3 separate regions of the Homo sapiens genome follow, and all the other regions are linked to region 1. Evidence: chromatin contacts called from ENCODE Hi-C or POLR2A ChIA-PET data. All regions are on one chromosome and are shown on one strand. The core of a region is the stretch at or near the end of the contact, and the rest is flanking DNA. Distances in the headings are between cores, read along the strand shown.

Region 1 (2,878 bases), core at 270-2,769:
CAGCCCTGGAAGCCGGGAAAGACAAGGGAGGCTCTTCCCCTACAGCCTGCAGAGGGAGCAGGTCATTATCTGTTAATATCTTGATGTTGCAGTTTGGCCTCCAGAACTGTGAGAAATGTGATGTTGTTTGATGCCACCCAGTTTGTGTTCCTCTATTACAGCAGCCCCGGAGACTAGTAAGTGGGTCCCTGGCAGAGGAAGGGGACAGAGCGTCGAATTCTCCTCCCCGCAGGGAGCCACCTGGGCTCCGAGAAACCCTTGCACCGGCCAGAGGCCATGACACTAATGCTGGAATGTTCTCTGTGAGCGATGAAGCTTTCAACCAGACTCCGCTAGAGAAAAATACCCGACAGAACTGTTTACCCGATTAAATGAAATTAAATTCAGTTTTCTTGTTGCCAAGCAGAAATGAGGCCCTGTCATAGGAATGTCTGAGCAGTTATAAAAATAGGAGTTCATGTTTGCACATAGCTGGTTGAAAACAGAAAATTCACACCTGCTCTAAGAGATAAACAATGCACAGCTGAGCGTTGAACTCACACAAACGAGCCACCATGCACTGCAGAACAGAAACAGAAGAAGACTTAAGAAAAAAGCCAAGATAAATGATCACAGCCAGGCACGGTGGCTCATGCCTGTAATCCCAGCACTTTGGGAGGTTGAAGCAGGCAGATCATTTGAGGTCAGGAGTTCAAGACCAGCCTGACCAACATGGTGAAATCCCATCTCTACAAACAAACAAAGAAACAAACAAAGAAACAAACAAAAAATTAGCTGGGTGTGGTGGCAGGTGCCTGTAATCTCAGCTACTCAGGAGGCTGAGGCAGGAGAATCACTTGAACCTGGGAGGCAGAGGTTGCAGTGAGTGGAGATCACACCACTGGACTCCAGCCTGGGTGACAGAGTGAGACTCCATCTCAAAAAAAAAAAAAAAAAAGATCCTTCCTCCCCAATTCCAACACCCCCCAGGAAAACTCAGTCTACAATTGAATATAAAGCAAAGAACTGGCTGTTTGAAAAGTTCATCAAAACGTGCAAATGTCTGGCAAGATAAATAAAGAAAAACCACAAACATAAACCACGCCAGCCTGGGCAAAAGAGTGAGAAGAGAAGAGGGGAGAAGAGGGGAGAAGAGGGGAGGGGAGAAGAGGAGAGAAGAGGGGAGGGGAGGGGAGAAGAGGAGAGAAGAGGGGAGGGGAGGGGAGAAGAGGGGAAGGGAGAAGAGAGGGGAGGGGAGGGGAGAACGGGAGGGGAGGGGAGGGGAGAAGAGGGGAGAAGAGGGGAGGGGAGGAAAGAAAGAGAGAGAAAAGGAGTGAGGGAGGGAGGGAAGGAAGGAAGGAAACCAAAGGCCAGAGGAGAGCCTGGAGGGGGTCCTGCTCACAGCCTCAGAAGGGATCAACCCTGCAGACACCTGGATATCAGACTTTGGCCTCCAGAACTGTAAGATGGTACCTTTCTGTTGTTAAAGCCAGGGGTCCTCAACCCCTGGGGCCACAGACAGTGCCCTGTCTGGGCCACACAACAGGAAGTGAGCAAACGAAGCTTCATCTGTATTTGCAGCCACTCCTCATCACTCATGTTACCGCAGAACTCCGCCTCCTGTCAGATCAGTGGTGGCATTTGATTCTCAGAGGAGCACGAACGGTATTGTAAACTGCGCATGCGAGGGATCTAGGTTGTGGGCTTTTTTTTTTTTTTTTTTTTTTTTTTTTTGAGACACAGTCTCGCTCTGTCGCCCAGGCTGGAGTGCAGTGGCGCAATCTCGGCTCACTGCAAGCCCCGCCTCCCGGGTTCACGCCATTCTCCTGCCTCAGCCTCCTGAGTAGCTGGGACTACAGGTGCCCACCACCATGCCTGGCTAATTTTTTTGTATTTTTAGTAGAGACAGGGTTTCACCGTGTTAGCCAGGATGGTCTCGATCTCCTGACCTCGTGATCTGCCCTCCTGGGCCTCCGAAAGTGCTGGGATTACAGGCGTGAGCCTCCGAGCCCAGCCCCTGAGCCACCGCGCCCAGCGGTTGTGGACTTCTTATGAGAATCTAATGCCTGATGACCTGTCACCATCTCCATCACCCCCAGATGGGTCTGTCTAGTTGCAGGAAAACAAGCTCAGGGCTCCCACTGATTCTTCATGATAGCGCAGTTGTATAAGGATTTCATTATATATTACAATGTAATGATAATAAAGTACACAATCAATGTAATGTGCTTGAATCATCCTGAAACCATCCCCCACCCCTGCCCCCATCCATGGAAAAAATTTTCTTCCACAAAACTCATCCCTGGTGCCAAAAAGGTTGGGGACTGCTGGTTTGAGCCAAAAACAAAAATCAAAAAAACAAAAACAGGCTGGGCACGGTGGGCGGCTCACACCTGTAATGCCAGCACTTGGGGAGGCCAAGGCGGGCAGGTCACTTGAGCCCAGGAGTTTGAGACCACCCTGGGCAACATGGCAAAGCCCCGTCTCTACTAAAAATACAAAAATTAGCAGGGCGTGGTGGCAGGCACCTGTAATCTCAGCTACTTGGGAGGCTGAGGCACGAGAATCACTTGAACCCAGGAAACGGAGGTTGCAGTGAGCTGAGATCACGCCACTGCACTCCAGCCTGAGCGACAGAGAGAGACTGTCTCAAAAACAAAAACAAACTTCTCCCCCTCTCCCTTCCCCCCAGAGGTCGCCAGGCCAACACCATTTTACCGATTCTGACAAACCTTCCATGAATATATAATTTCCATGTTATTTAAATTACTACAGAACCCCTGAAGAGATTATTTTATCTTTTTTTTTATAGAGATGGGGTCTCACTATATTGCCCAGGCCAGTCTCAAACTCCTGGCCTCTGGCAATTCTCCCGCCTCGGCCTCCCAAAGTGCTGGGA
Region 2 (2,878 bases), core at 203-2,702, 120 kb after region 1:
GGCCGAGGTGAGAGGATCACTTGAGCCCAGGAGTTCAAGACTAGCCTAGACAACATAAACAGACTCCGTCTCTACAGAAAACTAAAAAATTAGCTGGCTGTGGTGGTGCGTGCCTGTAGTCTCAGCTACTTCAGAGGGCGAGGCAGGTGATGACCATCTGGGCTCAGGAGGTCAAGGCTGCAGTGAGCTGTCATCACCCCACTGCACTCCAGTCTTCGTGACAGAGTCAGACTCTGTCTCAAAAATAATAATAATAAAAGTGTACACTGATTTATTAAAAAAAGATTTGACTCTTTACCATGTGTTCATTCTAAATGATGTCTGTTGAACTGTGCCAAGCACTATGTTAGCCAAGAGCTAGACCTACAAAGGTCAAGAAAACAAAGTATCTCCCTCTTCAAAACACAAGAGTTCATTGGAGGACACAGGTAATGGCAGCGCCAAAAAAAAAAAAAAAAAAAAAAAAAGAAAAAACTACATGGCATGCTAAGGATCAGGCTCTGAAGGCCCAGAGTATGCCAGGCTCGTAGAGTAAGAATAGAAAAAGTCCCTGGGAGGGGTGGGAAGATAGTGGCACAGGTATACTAACGAGGGGAGTGACTTTTAAGAAAATGCACACTCTCAGCAGCATTCTCTGGTATTTAGGAAGAGATCTGGGGAGACTCAAATACTGCACTGCGGTCCCAATCTTGAAGGATCTAGAGGTCAACATCTGCGGGGAGGAGGCACTGTCTGGGAGAGGCAGGACATTTTTAGAGAATACTATTCAGTGATTTTAGCATGTTCACAAAGTTATGCAACCACCACCACTATCTAATTCTAGAACATTTTCATCATCCCCAAAAGAAAACCCCATACCCCATAGGAGTCACCCCCATTCCCGCATCCCCAAACCCCTGACAACCACTAATCTACTTTCTGCCTCTACAGATTTGCCTAATACATGGCCTTGTGTGACTGGTTTCTTTCACCTGGCACAATGTTTTCTATGTTCAGCCATGTTGCAGCATGTGTCAGAACTTCATTCCTTTTTATGACTAAAGAATCTTCCCTTGTAGGGACAGACTTCATCTTCTTTACCCACTCATGAGCTGATGGCATCTGGTTGTTTCCACTTTGGGGTTCTTATGAAAACTGCTGCTATAAGCACGTAAAATTTTGTGTTGTATAGGATCTTTAAAACTATATCTATGTTCCACTTTGATTAAAATAAATTTCACAGTATTTTTGGCCCTTGAGCCCCTATGCTCGGGTCCACTCTCACACTGTGGAGTGTACTTTCATTTTCAATAAATCTCTGTTTTTGTTGCTTCATTCAAAAAAACAAAATAAAATAAATTTCACAATATTTTCTACTTTTCTGAACCCTACCCATTATTCAAAGTCCAGCTCTGCAGCCTCCTCCCATCACATGGCTCTCTCACTGTCCGCCACTGCACCCCACACACCGGAAACAAACTAAAGATGCTGACCCACATTTGTGGTAAGTTTCACCTCTAAACATTCTCTGATTCTGAGAGCTACGAGTCCTATCATCAAAAATGAAAACTCTATGGAACCAGCTTGGCGTGGTTTTACTGGATCACTGAGTAGTCATGCCAGGTGTCCCGTCAGCTGGTGTAAGTATTGATCATCCTGCTGTGTGATTAACAAATAGTTTCAACACAGTCCTGGGTCAAAGGAAAATGTTTACACATCCAACAGGCCCAGGTTACTGTAGGGGACAACAATGCCTAGGTTATCAGGAAAGCTCACTGTTTAACTGGATTCAAGGAATAAATTATAAGCACCAGCCATTTAATGATAAATACAATTGATCTTTCTAGTACTTTTATTACTTGAGAGAATACAGGAGAATTGTCTGAAGAAGGGGGTAAGGGAGATTATTCAATTAATTCATTGGGTTTTCTGTATACTTCTAAACCAAATTCAGTTAGGAATTTTTACCAAAAAATTCCAGCCTTAATTCAAGGATGTTTATGAAAGCAAAGTTCTCTGATCAAATAAGAGTAAGTAAAAACGGGTGGGCGGGAGGAGTGTGCTTGCTTTTGTCCCTTGTTGCTTTGGAGATCTACTTTGATACAGGAGCACTGCAGATCCCCTTCCTGTTTCCTTTGCTCTCCTGCCTTACTAATTATATATCACCCCTTCCTTGCAAAACCACAAGACCAAATGTTACAAGTTACAAAATTGGTGTACTCCACCCATCCTTTACTCAGCTGACACAGAGCAAACTGAACCAGCGCGGTCCTGCCACAGCCCTGAAGACGGAACCATCACATGACAGAGGAGCTTGCGAGAAGGGCCCAACACACCCACATACTGTGTGAGGCAGAGCAAAGGTGGCAGCAGTAAGACCACCAAGGTCAGCCAGTCCAAACTTCTTGATACCTGTTATTGATTTAAAAACAAACTAGGCCAGGCATAGTGGCTCAGACCTGTAATCCCAGCACTTTGGGAGGCCAAGGTGGGAGGATCACTTGAGCCCAAAAGTCTGAGACCAGCCAGCACTTTGGGAGGCGAAGGCAGGCAGATCACCTGTGGTCAGGAGTTCAAGACCAGCCTGGTCAACATGGCGAAACCCCGTCTCCACTAAAAATATAAAAATTAGCCAGGCATGGTGGTAGGCACCTGTAATCCCAGCTACTCGGGAGGCTGAGACAGGAGAATTGCTTGAACCCAGGAGTCAGAGGTTGCAGTGAGCAGAGATTGTGCCATTGCACCCCAGTCTGGGTGACAGATTGAGACTCCATCCCCCCTACAAAAAAAAATTTAAAAATTAGCCAAGTTTGGTGGGTGTGCCTGTGGTCCCAGCTACTCAGGAGATTGAGGTGGGAGGATTGCTTGAGCCCACAGGTCAAGGCTGCAGTAAGCTATG
Region 3 (2,878 bases), core at 206-2,705, 96 kb before region 1:
TTGTCTGTGCAGGGGACCTCGTTGGTAAGGGGTGGCACGAGGAAACGGTGTAATTGAGGAGGTGAAGTCAGTGGGGCTGGGATGGAAGGGGAAGGTTGGCCCTAGGGCTGGGCCGGGCCACCCTGCATGTAAGTTGTGGATGGAAAGAAGCCACAGGGGAGAGAAACCTGAAGCTCCTCGTGGCTGCAGGAAAGCATTTGGTGTGTGCTTCAGAATTCAGCCATGGGCTCGCCTGTGCCTGACATTTGGCTCCCACCCCTCCTCATGGCCCCTCTTTCTGCTCAGGGTTGGGAGTGCAGTGTTCAGAGCACAGGCAGGTGCTTCTGGATTTCAGTGTTGTAACTTCCAGGCATCTACCTGCTCCAGCTGAGATTGTCCCCTGCAGTCCTTTGGATCTCCCCAGGTGGGATCCAAGTTCCAGTTGGGCTGGGCTGGTGGCAGCCTGGCATACCAGAGGCAGGTGAGACCTGCTGCCTGGGGTCTCTGCCCCTTGCTGGTGTCCCCTGTGGGCAGCTCAGCTCTCTAAATCCCTGTGGCAGCCTGGGGCCCACATTCTATCTCCTCCTTGTCCTGACCCAACTCCTCTGGGTTGGCCACCCTGGTACCCATGGGAAGCATCCCTTGGGTACTCTCTGCCACCAAGCTAGGGTACTTGGGTCTCTGGGAAGTGGCCCTGGGACCCAGCAGTCTAGATGCCTGACTCTCTCATTGTCTTCCACAGCTTGGCACCAGGTAAGACTCTGCTAGACCAGCAGGCTTTCGAGGGACCCTTCTCCTGGGCAACAGGCCCTTCAGCTCTGGAATGTTCTGCCTGAGCGTCCCAGGGTGTCTGCAAGGCAGCCTGAGTGTTTGTGCTGGCAGAGCCCAGGGGTGGAGCAGCTCTGTCTGCAGCAACCGTGGGTGCCCAAGAGCAGCCTGCTTTGGGGACAGTGGGAGGGGCACACCCGGGACACACTGATTCTGAGGACATGTGCTAACCTAGCGTCTGCATAACTGGGGCAAATTCTATTCTCAACTCTGGAACAGCTTGCTGCTTGCACTTGGGCCTAAAATCACAGCCATCTTCTCAGCATGGAAACCTCCTCCCACCCTTCCAGAATCCGCTCACACGCCCACTCCTCTCAGGAGCTGTCCTTGACCTTCTCAGGTCATTAGCTGTTCCCTCGTGTCCTCATGTCACCTCTGTACAAGCATGCCTCCCCACCACACATGCAAATACGCACACGGGCACATATGCATCCAAGCACACGCGTACACACACGAGCACACGCACATCCCTCCCTCCTGGACAGGACAGCTCATCTCGCTGTAAATATATGTTATGACAAATCATACGTGTCCATTATTTTACAATTCAAACAACGCAGAAATGCATGAGAGGAAACGCCTGCAGCCACATCCCTCTCCCCTCCCCTCCTTCCTCCCTTCCTGGTAAGCACTCACCCAGATTTTTGCTTGTTTAAGCAAATGAAACCATATTCTAAACATTGTTCTGTAACTTGATAAATGTCTAATAACCTGTCACAACACCTTTCCATCCTTGGCTCATTGTGACAATTCACAGAATCTGGGTTTGGGCCAGAATTGGTCAAGCCACTCCCCTCTTCCACAAACATTTAGGTCACTTAAGTCTTTTCAGATTTTTTTTTATTGCTATACAAATAGGTGCTTTGACAAACACACCACCTCAAACCTCCCTTAAGCGGGGAGCTGAATTTCCCATGACTTTTGTTGTCCTTCCTACCCCAGAGCCTGGCCAGGCTCTCCGTGTGTCTTGTTTGATGCGTTTAGACGAGATGATTTCAGAAGGCAGTGGGAGGCACATTTGTCAAATTGCCTGAGTACTGGGAGAATCAGTGTTTACATTACAGGACTGAGGCCGGGCACGGTGGCTCACACCTGTAATCCCAGCACTTTGGGAGGCCAAGGCGGGTGGATCACAAGGTCGGGAGATTGAGACCATCCTGGCCAACATGGTGAAACCCCGTCTCTACTAAAAATATATAAAAAAAAAGAAAAATTAGCCAGGCATGGTGGCATGCACCTGTAGTCCCAGCTACTCAGGAGGCTGAGGCAGGAGAATCGCTTGAACCCAGGAGGCGGAGGTTGCAGTCAGCTGAGATTATGCTACTGCACTCCAGCCTGGGCAACAGAGCAAGACTCTGTCTCAAAAAATAAAAAAATTAAGAAGTTTAAGACCACTCTGGGCAACAACATGGCAAAACCCCATCTCTACAAAAAAATACATCACCAAGCTGGGCTTGGTGATGCATGCTCGTAATCCCAGCTACTTGGGAGACTGAGGCGGGAGGATCAATTGGGCCCGGGAGGCAGAGGCTGCAGTCAGCCGAGATTGAACCACTGCACTCCAGCCTGGGTGACAGAGTGAGACCTTGTCTCAAAAAAATTACAGGACTGAGTGAACAGTCAGGAAGTTGGGAAAGGTTACCCTCTTGGCATCGTGTCGGGGGGTTGGAAGGATGATGAGGGAATGAAACCCAGGCAGGTTGACTGAGAAGAAGCTGCTTTGGGAAGGACGACAGATGTGGGAGTGGGGAGAGAAGTGGCCATGTCATCCTAGAGGTCACACGATGTCATTTAAAAGGTAAGCAGGGCCGGGCGCGGTGGCTCACGCCTATAATCCCAGCACTTTGGGAGGCCGAGGCGGGTGGATCATGAGTTCAGGAGATCCAGACCATCCTGGCTAACACGGTTAAACCCAGTCTCTACTAAAAAAAAATAAAAAAATTAGCCGGGTGTGGTGGCGGGTGCCTGTAATCCCAGCTACTCGGGACGCTGAGGCAGGAGAATGGCTTGAACCCAGGAGGCGGAGGTTGCAGTGAGCCAAGATCGCGCCACTGCACTCCAGCCTGGGCGA

Evidence for each region. Hi-C counts contacts between places; a loop is a spot of excess contacts on that map. ChIA-PET counts read pairs that join two places held with the same protein, here RNA polymerase II (POLR2A). Pooled maps may share reads with other maps.
Region 2: a pooled map shows a loop between it and region 1 (3-fold over the local background). The contact joins the enhancer-like site here to the promoter of SCAT1 in region 1. A Hi-C loop is called at or near these places in 2 of 50 pooled maps. POLR2A ChIA-PET finds 5 or more read pairs at or near these places in 5 of 52 experiments (B cell, HEK293, HepG2 and 2 more).
Region 3: a loop to region 1 is called in a map of astrocyte of the cerebellum, with 5 times the contacts of the local background. The contact joins the enhancer-like site here to the promoter of SCAT1 in region 1. A Hi-C loop is called at or near these places in 1 of 168 maps with a recorded cell type or tissue (astrocyte of the cerebellum). POLR2A ChIA-PET finds 5 or more read pairs at or near these places in 1 of 52 experiments (activated CD4-positive, alpha-beta T cell).

What each region holds. Positions count from the first base shown.
Region 1 is chr17:78,630,538-78,633,415 of GRCh38, forward strand. It overlaps SCAT1 (S-phase cancer associated transcript 1), which reads right to left and starts at 1,520. Exons shown (of 5, transcript NR_110849.1): 1 at 1,453-1,520. RefSeq lists an enhancer at 1,354-1,855.
Region 2 is chr17:78,746,704-78,749,581 of GRCh38, forward strand. All of the region lies in intron 1 of CYTH1 (cytohesin 1), which reads right to left. Among named protein-coding and RNA genes, the nearest start is that of CYTH1, 34 kb to the right of the region's middle. RefSeq lists enhancers at 2,211-2,270, 2,331-2,400. Within about 2 kb of position 1,453, at least 29 of the 41 ENCODE cell types and tissues checked have a DNase peak (open chromatin) inside an H3K27ac peak, as active enhancers do; they include B cell and OCI-LY7, where a contact is called at or near this core.
Region 3 is chr17:78,534,281-78,537,158 of GRCh38, forward strand. The region is part of intron 19 of DNAH17 (dynein axonemal heavy chain 17); the gene reads right to left. Among named protein-coding and RNA genes, the nearest start is that of DNAH17, 42 kb to the right of the region's middle. Within about 2 kb of position 1,456, at least 6 of the 41 ENCODE cell types and tissues checked have a DNase peak (open chromatin) inside an H3K27ac peak, as active enhancers do.